2 separate regions of the Homo sapiens genome follow, and region 2 is linked to region 1. A link is an interaction called in ENCODE POLR2A ChIA-PET data of the cell type or tissue named here. Cell type or tissue: MCF 10A. All regions are shown on one strand. Each heading gives the region's core, and the rest is flanking DNA. Links, peaks and the distances in the headings are about the cores only.

The links. ChIA-PET counts read pairs that join two places held together with the same protein. Peaks named below come from ENCODE experiments on the same cell type or tissue, not always from the same donor. Only the 100,000 strongest peaks of a DNase experiment are listed, where the experiment ranks them.
Region 2: POLR2A ChIA-PET joins it to region 1 with 8 read pairs; 2 of 35 experiments call an interaction of 5 or more read pairs at or near these places.

The regions. Positions count from the first base shown.
Region 1 is chr3:66,759,576-66,767,315 of GRCh38, forward strand. No RefSeq gene overlaps it. Among named protein-coding and RNA genes, the nearest start is that of KBTBD8, 230 kb to the right of the region's middle. In MCF 10A, for the core only: no CTCF peak of the experiment used is centred there; DNase peaks (open chromatin) are centred at 1,746, 2,006 and 3,926.
Region 2 is chr3:66,525,054-66,532,793 of GRCh38, forward strand. No RefSeq gene overlaps it. Among named protein-coding and RNA genes, the nearest start is that of LRIG1, 28 kb to the left of the region's middle. RefSeq lists an enhancer at 6,908-7,733. In MCF 10A, for the core only: no CTCF peak of the experiment used is centred there; no DNase peak of the experiment used is centred there.

The DNA of each region.
Region 1 (7,740 bases), core at 1,537-6,536:
TCACAGTTTCTGAACATCGTCACACAAATTCGTGTTTGAAATTCACAAGATAGTAAAGTTAAGGTAAAGATTATTTTCTCCAATATGTATTATTGTCTTCAATACGTATTACTCTAAGATTATTTCTCCAATATGCTAAGATTCAAAGAGATAAAGTGGTCTTGACAAACAGCACAGCTAGGGGAGTGGCAGTCGATGTCCGAGGATTCTAAATCCAAGGCTTTCCCTTCGACACCACATTGTGTCTTTCAATCAACAAATGCTTTTTCTAAAAAACATCTAACATGTGCTTGATACAGCGATGAACAAAGCCGACAGTTCCTGCTCTCCTGGAGCTTACATTCTACCGGGGTCACTTTCTGAATGAGTTACATCAGTGGTTCTTTTTTTTTTTTTTTTTTTTTTTTTTTTTTTGACAGGGTCTGGCTCTATCGCCCAGGCTGTAGTGCAGTGGCATAATCTTGGTTCACTGCAACCTCTGCTTACTGGGCTCAAGCCATCCTCTTACTTCAGCCTCCTGAGTAGCTGGGACTACAGGCACACACCACCATGCCCAACTAATGTTTTGGTATGTTTTGTAGAGATGGGGTCTCACTATGTTGCCCAGGCTGGTCTCAAACTCGTGAGCTCAAGCGATCTGCCTGCCTTGGCCTTCCAAAGTGCTGGGATTTCAGGAATAAGCCACCACACTCAGCCAGTGGTTCTTAACTAGGGGTGATTCTGCACCCTAGAAGACACATGGAATGTCTGGAGGCATTTTTGGTTGTCACAGTGGGAGGGGAGGTGCTACTGGCATCCAATGGGTGGAGGGCAAGAATGCCACTGAAAATCTTACAATCCACAGGACAGTCCCATTCAACAAAGAATTATCCAACCCCAAATGTCAACAGTGCTGAGGCTGAGGAATTCTGAAGTGAATCAACGATTCTCTTCAATCTACGTATAAAGAATAGAATCTAAAATTCAGTTTAAAGTAAGAAACACCAAATATACATGATGTTGGTTCTGTCATGTAGAAACTGTATGGTGAATTGAAATAGGAAGTTGAAGAGATTTCTCCAAAGGAAAAGTTTTAAAAACACTAATTCAGGCAATGTGAAAGAAGATTTGTCCAGCTACAAGCGAGACTGATAAATTGCTGTAATAACAACAATACGCTACTTGTAAATACTGTTTTCACGTTATTGTGGCCTCTGAATTTCCCAGTAGTCCAGTCAAGGAAAATGAGAACCACATACTCAGATAACTAAAGACCTGCTCTTTGCATGAAATTAAAACATCACCATTGCATATTCCGGGAACCGACTTTTTTTTTTCTCACTTTGTGGCCCAGGCTGGAGTGCAGTAGTATGATCTCGGCTCACTGCAACCTCCACCTCCTGGATTCAAGAGATTCTCCCACCTCAACCTCCAGAGCAGCTGGGATTACAGGTGTGAACCACTGCACCTGACTAATTTTTTTGTATTTTTAGTAGAGGTAGGGTTTCCCCATTGGGGCCTGATTTTTTAACTTAAATGTCTAACTTCTGCAAAAGCAAGGAATCCTTGCAGGTAAAAAAAAAAAAAAAAATAATACAAGTCTTAGTAAGACAGTGGGATAGCTAATTCTAGAGTTTTCTTTTCCAAGCCGAGAGAGTAAAGTGGAAGTGAGGTTACTGTCCTGAGCCTTGCAACTATGACCCTCAGGGCTATCTGGTTACCCGAGGTGGCACTGTTTACCAGGGCTTGGAGCAACAGCTTTCTCAGGCCTTGACAGATAGAAAATGGCTTGTCCAATTGAGTCTTCCCTTCTTTTTGGTAGTAACGAGCCAGGCTTTTCCTTAAACACAAATTTTTGGACGCTAATCAACTCTCATGGAAAGAATGAACAGGAAATTGAATAATAATAAGCTAACCAGTAGCTAGGAATAAGTTTTAACATTATATTTGCACCCATAAACATGTGTGACCTTAGACAAGTTATTTTGGCCCTCAATTTCCTCATATGTAAAATGAGAAGGGTGGATTAGATGTCTTATGAAATCCTATGAATCACAAGTTGAGAAAATAAATGATGCTCGTTGCGATTAAGAAGTGTTCACGATGATTCCATTCTCCTCTTCTTGCTCCGTCTCTCTCTTCTGCTTGATTTTCAATACAAAGTTTTGCTTTGTTTTGAGACAGGGTCTCACTCTGTTGCCCAGGCTGGAATGCAGCATTGCGATCTCGGCTCACTGCAACCTCCACCTCCCAGGTTCAAGCAATTCTCCTGCCTCAGCCTCCTGAGTGGCTGGGATTACAGGTGCATGCCATCATGCCCAGATGATTTTTGTATATTTAGTAGAGACAGGGGTTCACCATGTTGTCCAGGCTGGTCGTGAACTCCCGACCTCAGGTGATCTGCCCACCTCGGCCTCCCAAAGTGCTGGGATTACAAGCATGAGCCACTGCGCCCGGCCAATATAAAGTTTTAAATAAAATAAACAGAATGCCATTTTTTTTCTGAAAAAAAGTGAACTGATAACACTAGGCTGCATGAGCTCTTATCTTGGAGTCAAGTGCTAAAAATCTAAATCAGCAATAAAAATACATAAATAAAAAGCTGGGAGTTTACAGAGCAAGGGCAGAGGTTGTGCCCCTGTCTGATTTTACTCTGCTTGTGGTCAAGGTTGCCTTTTGTTACAAGTGAGCCCAATTACAATCTCTGGAGGGCCCTGCGCAACCCACTTATTGTGATTAAAAGGTCACTTGAAGCCCTGTCTGAGTTGTTTATCTTACCAAAGGTGGTAGAGGTTGCAGTTAAATGTACAGGTATTCTCAGGATCTGGAATCTTTATTTTCTTTGGGTGTTTGTGTTTTGGGGGCTGGTGGCTAGGTTGATCCTGTCAGTTTAGGAGGGTGTGTGTGTTTGGCACAGGCCTCAAATCAAAACCAGCAACTTTGGTTTACAGACTTTCAATCTGCAAAGTTTTTCTGAAGACACTCAGCTTTCCAATTTATCCTAAGTTCTAGGGGGATTCCAATAAATGACTAGCAAATCCAAGAGCGATGCTGTCACTCTCTCCGGTGAAGACGATGACAGGGCCCTCCTTGGTTGTCTGGCAACCTGATGACTTCCCTTGGCCCTGAAACTCTCCCACCAACTTGAATGAAAGAGGTAACTTTCGGGAAATCCTTGGACCCTGGGTCTGTTGCACCCCAGCTGGCTTCCAGAGCCTTGGTTTTCATACCTCACTGTGGTCTGGGAAATTCCTCAGAAAAATTTGTTAAGACAATGTTTTTATCAGTGGATCGTATCAGAAAGTAGGCAATTTTCATTTCAGGGATGAACAAGACAAATGGAGCGTTCCTTACCCACGGCAGGAATAAAATATGCAACTTATTATCCAGTAATAAGGCTCAGATTAGAAAAATTGGTTATTATTTTATGGCCCTTAATGAACCAGGTCAAGCAAACTCGATGCTCCCAAGTAACCCTGAAACCAGGTGGTTCTAGCTCTTTAGGCTCCCTTCCCAAAAATCTGTACAGCAGCTTCCTGGAGCTGGCTGGAAGGAGTTGAGACTGTTGGAATTTGGCCTGGGTCTGTAAGTCTTTAGCTAACAGGGGCCTAATTCAACACTTCTTCAAAAAATCAAAAAGACAACGAGTGTACTTTTAAATCACCCTGAGGTTTGCAATCTTTTTGATGTCTTACTCTCTCTGCAGAAGAAGACCTCCATTTTTCTTATCATCTGCAGCACCTCTCTAGGTGAGCTATAGAATGTGTCGTGCCTTAAAAAAAAGTCTCATTGTCTGAGCCTCTCATACTTGTCTTTCAGCATGCTGATTTGCTCTGGCTACACTTCTGGAAACTGGCAGCCTTAGGGAGGATTTTGTGACCAGTATTATGATTTTGTTGTGAGCTTGCCAGTCCTCTTCTGATTCCGGTTGAGTCAGTCTTGTTGAGTCTTGATGCTTATTCTCTCTTTGTTTACTCCACAGGAGATTTCATCACAGTGCCTCCGGCAATGGACTGCATACAATTTTCTGTATAGATGATGGGACTCGATCTTAAAATGTATTCCAAGTATTGGGCAATCCCTTTTCAACCTCCTTCCCAAATAGTACTTTTTAAAAATTATTATACTTTAAGTTCTGGGATACATGGGCAGAACGTGCAGGTTTGTTACATAGGTATACATGTGCTATGGTGGTTTGTTGCACCCTTCAATCAGTCATCTAGATTAGGTATTTCTCCTAATGCTATCCCTCCCCTAGCCTCCCACCCCCTGACAGGCCCCACTGTGTGATGTTCCCCTCCCTGTGTCCACGTGTTCTCATTGTTCAACTCCCACTTATGAGTGAGAACATGCAGTGTTTGGTTTTCTGTTCCTGTGTTACTTTGCTGAGAATCATGGTTTCCAGCTTCATCTATGTCCCTACAAAGGATATGAACTCATCCTTTTTTATGGCTGCATAGAATTCCATGGTGTGTATGTGCCACATTTTCTTTATCCAGTCTATCATTGATGGGCATTTGGGTTGGTTCCAAGTCTTTGCTATTGTGAATAGTGCTGCAATAAACATACATGTGCATGTGTCTTTATAGTAGAATGATTTATAATCCTCTGGGTATAAACCCAGTAATGGGATTGCTGGGTCAAATGGTATTTCTGGTTCTAGATCCTTCAGAAATTGCCACACTGTCTTCAACAATGGTTCAACTAATTTACACTCCCACCAACAGTGTAAAAGCGTTCCTATTTCTCTACATCCTTTCCAGCATCTGTTGTTTCCTGACTTTTTAATGATCATCATTCTAACTGGCATGAGATGGTATCTCATTGTGGTTTTGATTTGCATTTTTCTAATCACCAGTGACGATTAGCTTTTTTTTTCATGTTTGTTGGCTGCATAAAGGTATTCTTTTCAGAAGTGTCAGTTCATATCCTTTGCCCATTTTTTGATGGGGTTGTTTTTTTTCTTGTAAATTTGTTTAATTTTCTTGTCGATTCTGGATATTAGCCCTTTGTCAGATGGATAAATTGCAAAACTTTTCTCTCATTCGGTAGGTTGCCTGTTCACTCTGATGATAGTTTCTTGTGCTGTGCAGAAGCTCTTTAGTTTAATTAGATCCCATTTGTCAATTTTGGCTTTTGTTGCCATTGCTTTTGGTGTTTTAGTCATGAAGTCTTTGCCCATGCCTATGTCCTGAATGATACTGCCTATGTTTTCTTCTAGGGTTTTTATGGTTTTAGGTCTTACATTTAAGTCTTTAATCCATCTTGAGTTAATTTTTGTATAAGGTGTAAGGAAGGGATCCAGCTTCAGTTTTCTGCATATGGCTAGCCAGTTTTCCCAGCACCATTTATTAAATAGGGAATCCTTTCTCTATTGCTTGTTTTCGTCAGGTTTGTCAAAGATTAGATGGTTGTAGATGTCTGGCGTTATTTCTGAGGCCTCTGTTCTGTTCCAATAGTCTACATATCTGTTTTGGTACCAGTACCATGCTGTTTTGGTTACTGTAGCCTTGTAGTATAGTTTGAAGTCAGGTAGCATGATGCCTCCAGCTTTGTTCTTTTTGCTTAGGATTATTTTGGCTATATGGGCTCTTTTTTGGTTCCATATGAGATTTAAAGTAATTTTTTCTAATTCTGTGAAGAAAGTCAAAGGTAGCTTGATGGGGATAGAGTTGAATCTATAAATTACTTTGGGCAGTATGGCCATTTTCATGATACATGGATACCTATCCATGAGCATGGAATGTTTTTCCATTTGTTGGTGTCCTCTCATTTCCTTGAGCAGTGGTTTGTAGTTCTCCTTGAAGAGGTCCTTCATATCCCTTGTAAGCTGTATTCCTAGGCATGTTATTTTCTTTGCAGCAATTGTGAATGGGAGTTCACTCATGATTTGGCTCTCTGTTTGTCTATTATTGATGTATAGCAATTCTTGTGATTTTTGCACATTGATTTTGTATCCTGAGACTTGGCTGAATTTGCTTATCAGCTTAAGGAGTTTTTGGGCTGAGATGATGGGGTTTTCTAAATATACAATCATGTCATGTGCAAACAGAGACAATCTGACTTCCTCTCTTCCTATGTGAATACCGTTTATTTACTCCTTTCGCCTGATTGCCCTGGCCAGAACTTCCAATACTACGTTGAATAGGAGTGGTGAGAGAGGGTATCCTTGTGTTGTGTCAGTTTTGAAAGGGAATGCTTCCAGCTTTTGCCCATTCAGTATGATATTGGCTGTGGATTTGTCATAAATAGCTCTTATTATTTTGAGATATGTTCCATCAATATCTAGTTTTATTCAGAGTTTTTAGCACGAAGCGGTGCTGAATTTTATCAAAGGCCTTTTATGCATCTATTGAGATAACCATGTGGTTTTTGTCACTGGTTCTGTTTATGTGATGGATTAAGTTCATTCATTTGTGTATGTTGAACCAGCCTTGCATCCCAGGGATGAAGCTGACTTGATCATGGTGGATACACGTCTTGATGTGCTGCTGGATTCGGTTTGCTAGTATTTTATTGAGGATTTCTGCACTGATGTTCATCGGGGATATTGGTCTAAAATTCTCTTTTTTTGTTGTGTCTCTGCCAGGCTTTGGTGTCAGGATGATGCTGGCCTCACAAAATGAGTTAGGGAGGATTCCCTCTTTTTCTATTGATTGGAATAGTTTCAGAAGGAATGGTACCAGCTCCTCCTTGTACCTCTGGTAGAATTTGGCTGTGAATCCATCTGGTCCTGGACTTTTTTTGGTTGGTAAGCTATTAATTATTGCCTCAATTTCAGAGCCTGTTATTGGTCTATTCAGAGATTCAACTTCTTCCTGGTTTAGTCTTGGGAGGGTGTATGTGTTGAGGAATTTATCCATTTCTACATTTTCTAGTTTATTTGTGTAGAGGTGTTTATAGTATTCTCTGATGGTAGTTTGTATTTCTGTGGGATCGGTGGTGATCTCCCCTTTATCATTTTTTATTGTGTCTATTTGATTCTTCTCTCTTTTCTTCTTTATTAGTCTTGCTAGCAGTCTATCAATTTTGTTGATCTTTTAAAAAAACCAGCTCCTGGATTCATTCATTTTTTGAAGGGTTTTTTGTGTCTCCATCTCCTTCAGTTCTGCTCTGATCTTAGTTATTTCTTGCCTTCTGCTAGCTTTTGAACGTGTTTGCTCTTGCTTCTCTAGTTCTTTTAATTGTGATGTTAGGGTGTCAATTTTACATCTTTCCTGCTTTCTCTTGTGGGCATTTAGTGCTATATATTTTCCTTTACACACTGCCTTAAATGTGTCCCAGAGATTCTGGTATGTTGTGTCTTTGTTCTCATTGGTTTCAAAGAACATCTTTATTTCTGCCTTCATTTTGTTATGTACCCAGTAGTCATTCAGGAGCAGGTTGTTCAGTTTCCATGTAGTTGAGCAGTTTTGAGTGAGTTTCTTAATCCTGAGTTCTAGTTTGATTGCACTGTGGTCTGAGTGCAATTATAACAGTTTGTTATAATTTCTGTCCTTTTACATTTACTTAGGAGTGCTTTACTTCCAACTATATGGTCAATTTTGGAATAGGCATGGTGTGGTGCTGAAAAGAGTATGTACTCTGTTGATTTGGGGTGGAGAGTTCTGTAGATGTCTATTAGGTCTGCTTGGTGCAGAGCTGAATTCAATTCCTGGATATCCTTGTTAATTTTCTGTCTCGATCTGTCTAATGTTGACAGCAGGGTGTTAAAGTCTCCCATTATTATTGTGTGGGAGTCTAAGTCTCTTTGTAGGTCTC
Region 2 (7,740 bases), core at 1,102-6,101, 230 kb before region 1:
CTGACTGCATAGATTGTGGTTTGGTTTCCTGAAGTGGCTGCTGCAGAGGTTCGGTTTGGCTTGCCAAGGCAGTTGCTACAAAGATTATGGCTCAGGATTCTGTTGTCATGTATGGTCTCACCGCTGCCTGTTTATATATTCCCTTTCTCTATCAAACGATTCGGGGCCAACATCCTTTGAGAAGACGTCACTTATCCCCACCAATGCCCCCAGTGCATTTCCGCATACGTCCCTTACCCCTCCTGGCTCTTCTTTACCTGCCTTTCACAATTTTATGCATTCTTCCCCTTTATCCTCCCTTTCTCCTTCCTCCTCCTCCCCTTCTTTAGAGACAGTATCCTTACTAAGTAACCATTAATCAATAAAAATGATAATAGCTAACTCTTACTGAATACTCTCAACGTGCTAGAAATGTACATTGTCCTTTTAATCATTTCAACAACCCTGTGAGTTAGATATTAGTAGCTCTGTTTTGCAGATGAGGAAAAACTAGCTCGGAGTAATTAGGCAATTTTCTAAGAAGTAGAAGAGCTAGGATTTCAATTTAGGAGTCCTTTTTTTCAAGTTCATGCTTTTTTACTCTTCACATTACCTTTTAATCATTTTCTTTATATAAAACTAATAGCCTTATTATAATTATTGTATTACTATTGTTAAATGTATTTTTCATTTCTGCAAAACCTTTTCAATGTTCTTATTACAAGAAAGAAAGGTAGCATTTTTTTCCTGATATAATGATGATTAAAATTGGAAGAGCTGCGGCAAACGGCATTTCAGAAGGAACACTATATATTTAAACAAGGGTTGTAATTTCAAAAAGCTGATATTATGTAACCTCAGAGCAGAGAGCTGATAAAAACTAACTTAATGGCAAGAATTTTATTTTGTTATTACAGATTTAAATTTTGATTGACTCAGCAAAACAGACTATTAGGCAGCATTGAAAATCGATGTGAAAAGGGTTTCTGTGTAATATGCCCACTCATGAACTCAAGTTTGACAGAAAGCAGGTGCTTCATTGGAATCTAATTATAGAGATTGGTTCAATACAACTCCAAATTGATTACCCATAATTCACATTATAAAGACTATAGAATCATGCCTATAGTCTGCCCTCCAAAGAACATAGTCATCTATTTTCAAAATCTCTCCAGTGACCTCTAGCCCCCCAATTTTTTTTTTTACTCTGCAGAATTTAAAATTACGTGTGATTGCCTTTGGCTAGAAGAATCTATTAAACACATTTGTCCATTATTACAACAAAAATTACTGCACACCTGTTACAGGCAAAGCACTGCATTAGGCAACATGGGAGCTACAAAATAAATCATACACCAGAACTCACAGCCTTGGAGAAAAGATCAGGTATACATCTAAGTACCTAGGCAATGATTTCTGTTCTTTATGAGATGTCCTCAAATTATTTGATACCCTTCCTGTAGAACGGTGAGGGTCCACTTCTCCTTCCCTTGAAAGCTGGCATGTGACAGCTTTGGGAAGTAAAGTAAGGCAGAAATGATGCTATGTCAGCTCCAGGCTGCCTTTAAAAGGATTAGCAGCTTCCATTTTGGTCTATTGGAGCCTGGAGCTACCATGTACAAATGCCCACTACCCTGAGGATACCATGCTATGTGGAAGTACATGCTAGGCATGTGGAGAAGCTCTGGAAAGAGAATGGGCAAGAGGGATGCCCAGGTCCACTCAGCTGAGGCTCCAGAAATCATGGAGCAACGATAAACCAGCCCTGTTTTGTCCTGACCTAAGTTTTGACTCAGAATTATGAAATATAAAAATGATTAGTTATAGTTTTAGGCTACTACGTGTTGGTGTAATTTGTTCTAACAGATAACCAAATGTGCTTAGTGTCAACAAAAATGGACAGATGAGGGCCCTGAGAAATTAGAAGAAAAATGTATTTCTAGCCTTTAAGGTGGTGGGAGAAAACAGGGAAAGTTTCAAAGCAGTGGTGACATTTGAGTTGAGCGTGGAAAACTTTAGGATTTGGAAATGCAGACAGGAAAGGATAAGGATGCTCCAGGCAAAGAAAATAATGTTGACAAAAATACAGAAGTGAGAAAGTGTCTGATGCATTTGGAGTGTTACTGAGCACTGGGCTCGCTGGGTGATGCACACAGAAGCCAAGACTTATGGCACTGACTTTTGAGATAAGTAAAAGCTTTATTGAGAATTGACGAGCAAGGAGACAGAAGGCAATGCTCAAATGTGTCTTCTCTGTATGGGGTGGGGGGCGGGGGGGGGCCAAGCTTTTAAAGCATTTCTAAGTAGTCCCAGGTGATGCCAATGCAGCTGATCTGCCAGGCTGGTGGTGTTAACAATTAGTTTTCATTGCATGTGCCTGAGTGACATGACTTTCAGTTTTGGCTCTGTGCCATCTGTAACAGCTTAAGCAACGTTAATTGGTTTGAGCTGGTCACTTGGTTACAAGTGGTTCACTTTGACAAAAGAAAATAGTTTGCAAGAGTGAATTGTGATGATATGAGTGAAAGGAAGGCTGAAAGTATCACCAAAGGCCCAAAAGCCTTGAAGGCCAGAGTGAGGAGTTACATTCAATTACGTGGATGAGGAATAGCCACCCCATATTTTGAACAAAGAAGTGATATTGTTAATCTTGTGTTTTGGAGGAAGTTAATACACTTCCACGGGAATTAAGGAAGGAAGGAGTCCAGTTATGACAGCTGAGTAGTTAGTTGGAGAGCTGGGGGCCCAAACTGTTTCCTCTTTGGGGTAGAGGCAGAGTCCTGGAGGGACTGGGTTGATATGCAGAATAGTGGCCCCCAGAGATGCCCACGTCCTAGTCCCTGGAACCCATGGGCATGTAATGGCAAAAGGGACTTTGCAGATGTGATCAAGGTTAAGGCTATTGAGATTAGAAGTTTATCCTGAATTACCCAGAGGGGCCAAATTTAATCACGTGTCCTTAAAAGGGAGAAACCTTGGAAGCTGTGGTCAGAGGAAGGTAGGCCTCTGGAAGAAAAGTGGGAGAGATGCAGAATGACAAGGACTTGACCTGCCATTCCTAGCTTTGAAGATAGAAAATGGGGCTAAAAGCCAAGGAATGCAACCATCCCTAGAAGCTGGCAAGGACTCTCAGTTTACAGCCAGAAAAAAAAAAAATTTAAAACAAAACTAGGACCTCAGTTTTACAACTGTGAAGAACTGAAGTTTGCTAACAACCCAAATGAGCAAAGGATCCTCTCCCAGAACCTCCAGAAAGAATATAGCCCCACCAATACCTTATTGTAGCCCAGTGAGACCCATGTCCAACATCTGAACTCCAGAACTGTAGAATAATAAATATGTGTTGTTTAGCCACTACATCCGTGGTAATTTGTTACAGCAACAGGAAACAAGTACAGACCTCAATTAGCTAATGACATTCATTGGACACCACTGCACTAGAAACCAGGAGCTGACCGGCCTCTCTTGAGCTGCAGCTCCTTTTGGGCTATGGTTCTATTTTCAGGCTACATAGGAACATTGGCTTTTTGTCCCTGTGTGTTCTTGATGCAGCCAGGTGACCTTGATTAACTTACCTAAGCTCATTGAGCTTCAGTTTCATCATCTGTTCAATGAGGAGGTTGAGCAAAAACAGCTCCAAACTTTACTTTTTCTCACCATGACATGCTTGATAGAAAATGTTCCCATCTTCCACTCACTGACGGGCATAATCTAGGTTTGGGGAAATTTCCAGCACTCTAGAAATAACATTATTTCCTCTCCCCATCAAAAAATCAGGCCGGGTGCAGTGGCTCACACCTGTAGTCTCAGCACTTTGGGAAGCTTGGGTGGGTGGATCGCTTGAGCCCCGGAGTCCGAGCCAGCTTGGGCAACATGGGAAGACCTTGTCTCTACCAAAAACAAACAAACAAAATAGCCGGGCATGATGACATGTGCTTATAGTCCCAGCTACTCGGGAGGCTGAGGTAGGAGGATCACTTGAGCCCAGGAGGTCAAGGATGCAGTGAACCATGAATGTGCCACTACACTCCAGCCTGAGCAACAGAGTAAGACCCTGTCTCAAAAAAAGAAAGAAAAAAAGGAAAAAAGTATTCTCATTTGAGCTGGCTGCAGTGGCATGCACCACAGCCCCAGCTACTCGGAAGACTGAGGTGGGAGGATCACTTGAGCCCAGGAGGTCAAGGTTGCAGTGAGCTGTGAACGTGCCACTGCACTCCAGCCTGGGCAACAGAGTGAGACCCTGTCTCAAAAAAAAAAAAAAAAAAATCACGTCAGAATATAAGTGATAAGCGATGTTTTGACAGGGATAACCTTATATTTACTCTAATTTATTGAGCTTAGTTGCAGAATTTGGATATTTATGTATATATATCATAATATTTTACAAAAGTGGCACAGAATTACATTAATGTAATGCACAACAAGAAATCTATCATCGGCTGGGCATGGTAGCTCACACCTGTTATCCTAGCACTTTGAGAGGCTGAAGTGGGAGGATCATTTGAGCTCAGGAGTTTGAGACCAGCCTGGGTAACAGAAGGAGACCTCATCTCCAAAAAAAAAAAAAAAAAATTAGCCGAGTGTGTGGTGGCACACGCCTGTGGTCCCAGCTACTTAGAAAGCTAAGATGGGAGGATGGCTTGAGCCCAGGAGACTGAGGCAGCAGTGAACCATGATTGTACCACTGCACTCCACCCTGCTGACAGAGTGAGACCCTGTCTCAAAAACAGAAAACAAAACAAACAAAAAAACTCAACAACAACAAAACATTGTATATCATAAGCAATGAAGTTTTACTATTAATACCACAATACTAACAGTAGATGTGAGCACTGAGCTAGACATTGGTAATACTCTTCCTAGCGCTGAAATGGAATAGTTTTAGGAATTGAAGAGTGGCCTAAATTAGTTGAGGGGGAACCACTTGCAGCTGAAAGTGTGGAAGAAGGTGAAGGGGGAAAAAACATTTTCTAAAACCTTAAAAAAAAAAATCAGTTCCTCCCCCTGAGTCTCCACCCCTAACCAAACTGAGCAAACCCTTAATACAGCAATAGTATTAGACTTGTAATTATTTCATTAGGAAATGACACACAAAACTTCATCCTGAATTTGTGCAGGGAGCTAGGGCCAAGGGCCTTCTAGTAATTCCTAATGAGCTTCCTATTGAATAAGAAAGAACTAAAACAGGGTAGCAAGGAAACCAATCAATATCGACAGCAGGCCTGCCTGAGCTGCAGTCTATTTAGTGGCCCTGGAGCTGTTTCATGTTGAGCATCTGTGCCAGGAATAGTTCTAAATCTTAATATTTCAATATTTTCAAGGCAGTTCAATTTGAGTTAGGTGCCCAGACACAAAGCACATGAATTTCTTGAAAAAGGGATGACACGGTGTTGGGAAAGGAGTCCTTTACATGGTGTGGCTAAGACCTGGGCCCTGGGGGTCAGACATCCCAGTGTATGAATCCCAGTTCTATCACTAACTGTGAGTATGACATTAGGCAAGTTACTTCACCTCTCTTGACCTCAGTAGCCTTTTCTGTAAAGTGAAGAGAATCGTAATGCCTTCTTCATGTACTGAGGGCTTAGACAGATGCCTGGTGGGAAGTGAGGACTCAGTGTCAGCTCTCACCATTATTAAGACCACAGTTACCTCAAGGAAAAGCCTGCCGAGCGGGCTGGACTGCTTTCTTGTCATGCATTATATTAATGAAGTTCCTTGCCTGCTTTGTAAAATATATGGGCATTTATGCATAAAATTTCAAGTCCTTTATCTAAGCTGTTATGCACTTTTTGAAATCTTCCATAGTGTGGCTTTCATGGCATTCCCTTCTTTAGATGCTAATCTTTTTTTTTTTTTTTTTTTTTTTGAGACAGTCTTGCTCTGTTCCCCAGTCTAGAGTGCAGTGGTGCGATCTCGGCTCACTGCAGCCTCCGCCTCCTGGGTTCAAGCGATTCTTGTGCCTTGGCCTCCCAGGTAGCTGGGATTACAAGTGCGGCACCACCACACCCGGCTACTTTTTTTTTAGTATTTTTAGTAGAGACGGGGTTTCCCTAGTAGAGACGGGGTTTCCCCATGTTGTTCAGGCTGGTCCCGAACTCCTGGCCTGAAGTGATCCAGCCGCCTTGGCCTCCCAAAGTGCTGGGATTACAGGCATGAGCCACCGCGCCCGGCCTAGATGCTGATCTTTTTAATGTATGAATTGAACTAGACTTTTGTTGGGACCAGGATTATACTTCTGTTCTCCTGGCCCAGTTCTCAGAGCAAGGGATGCATCAGTTACTGGAAATCTGAAATCCAGTTAGAAGACCTTCCTTCCCACTCCATAGTGACTTGCAGGAGAGAATGAGGAACACAGATAAACAAACCAGAAGAGGTGCTTTTGTTTTTGTGCAAATGACACTGTTAGTTCTGAACAGATGACTGGACCATGAAATTATTAGAATAGCACAGCAGGTCCCTGGTAAGAGTGACTCAAAGTGGTTGCCTTGCTTTTTGTTAACACCAGTGAAATTTGAATTACACAGATGAGAATATGCATTGGAATGGGGAGTCAAGGGTAATGGATTCTAATTCGTCTTTTACCAGAAATAGTTATGTGACCCTGAGCAAGTCACTTGCCCTTTCTGGCTTTAAATTTGTCCTCCATAAAATGAAGAAGTTGAATTAGATCAATGCATCTCATTCTGGGACATGCAAAACATGAGTGCTGTGTGACATTATTCAGGTAATTTTGCTATGTACTTACTTTAACATGCACTTAAAGAATATACGAGGTAGCTGGGCATGGTGCCTCAACGCCTGTAATCCCAGCACTTTGGGAGGCCAAGGTGAGACTCTGTCTCAACAAAAAAATAGGAAAATGTACTAAGTATATCAGCCCCATGATTTCATGGATCTTATTGCTTAAAATGAAACTCAACGTATTTAAGTTTAGAAAGAAGAAGCAAAAACAGATGAAAACATTTTGTATTAGACACTGGTCTGATCTCCTGATATATATATCCCGGCTGATGACGTTGTCTGGTGTGTATTAATCATGTTTTTTATTTTGCACATTTTATGGCGCTTTGATATCTGGAGGCCTTTCTATTCCAGGAAGGGACTGCTTCTCTCAAGATTAGCTAATTCCTAGAGATAGCAAACAACTGCTTTAGAGCATGCCTTTCATATGCAAACCAACCAATCCTGTGTCCATACCTCCTACCCACCTTCTTTCATTAGGCTCCTGCAGTTTGGGACACTAGCCTCCTGCCCTAAATCACACTGGGCCAGGTACAGGACAATTAGAGACCACCCCCTATAGTTTTGAGCTCACTGAAATTATTCAAACTATTCAGTTCTAAATGTGACTACCCTGCCTTGCCCATTTCTTCCTGTAAAAACCATAATAAAGGCTCTGGCCCAAGCATTTGCTTCCCTCCTTCTCCCTCCTGATTGTCCCTGGTGCTTCTCGACCTGGCCCTGCATGACATACCCTGCCCCTCCTCTTGAGAACTGTGAATAACAAACTGTCTTTTCAATGGCAGCCAGTCTCCTGATCTGATGGCCTCACCATAGCTGGATTTTAAAATGGGGAAAGAATACCTTTGAGCTACTCTTATTAATTGTGAAGAACTTTTACCTCATCACCTGGCAGGCTTGCTTTTTCTCTGTTTTAAAAATTGTCTTGTTATAGAAAGTAGATTAGTTGCCAGGGGCTAGGAGGAGGAGAGAATGGGGAGTGACTCCTAATGCTATGGGATTCTTTTTGGGGTGATGAAT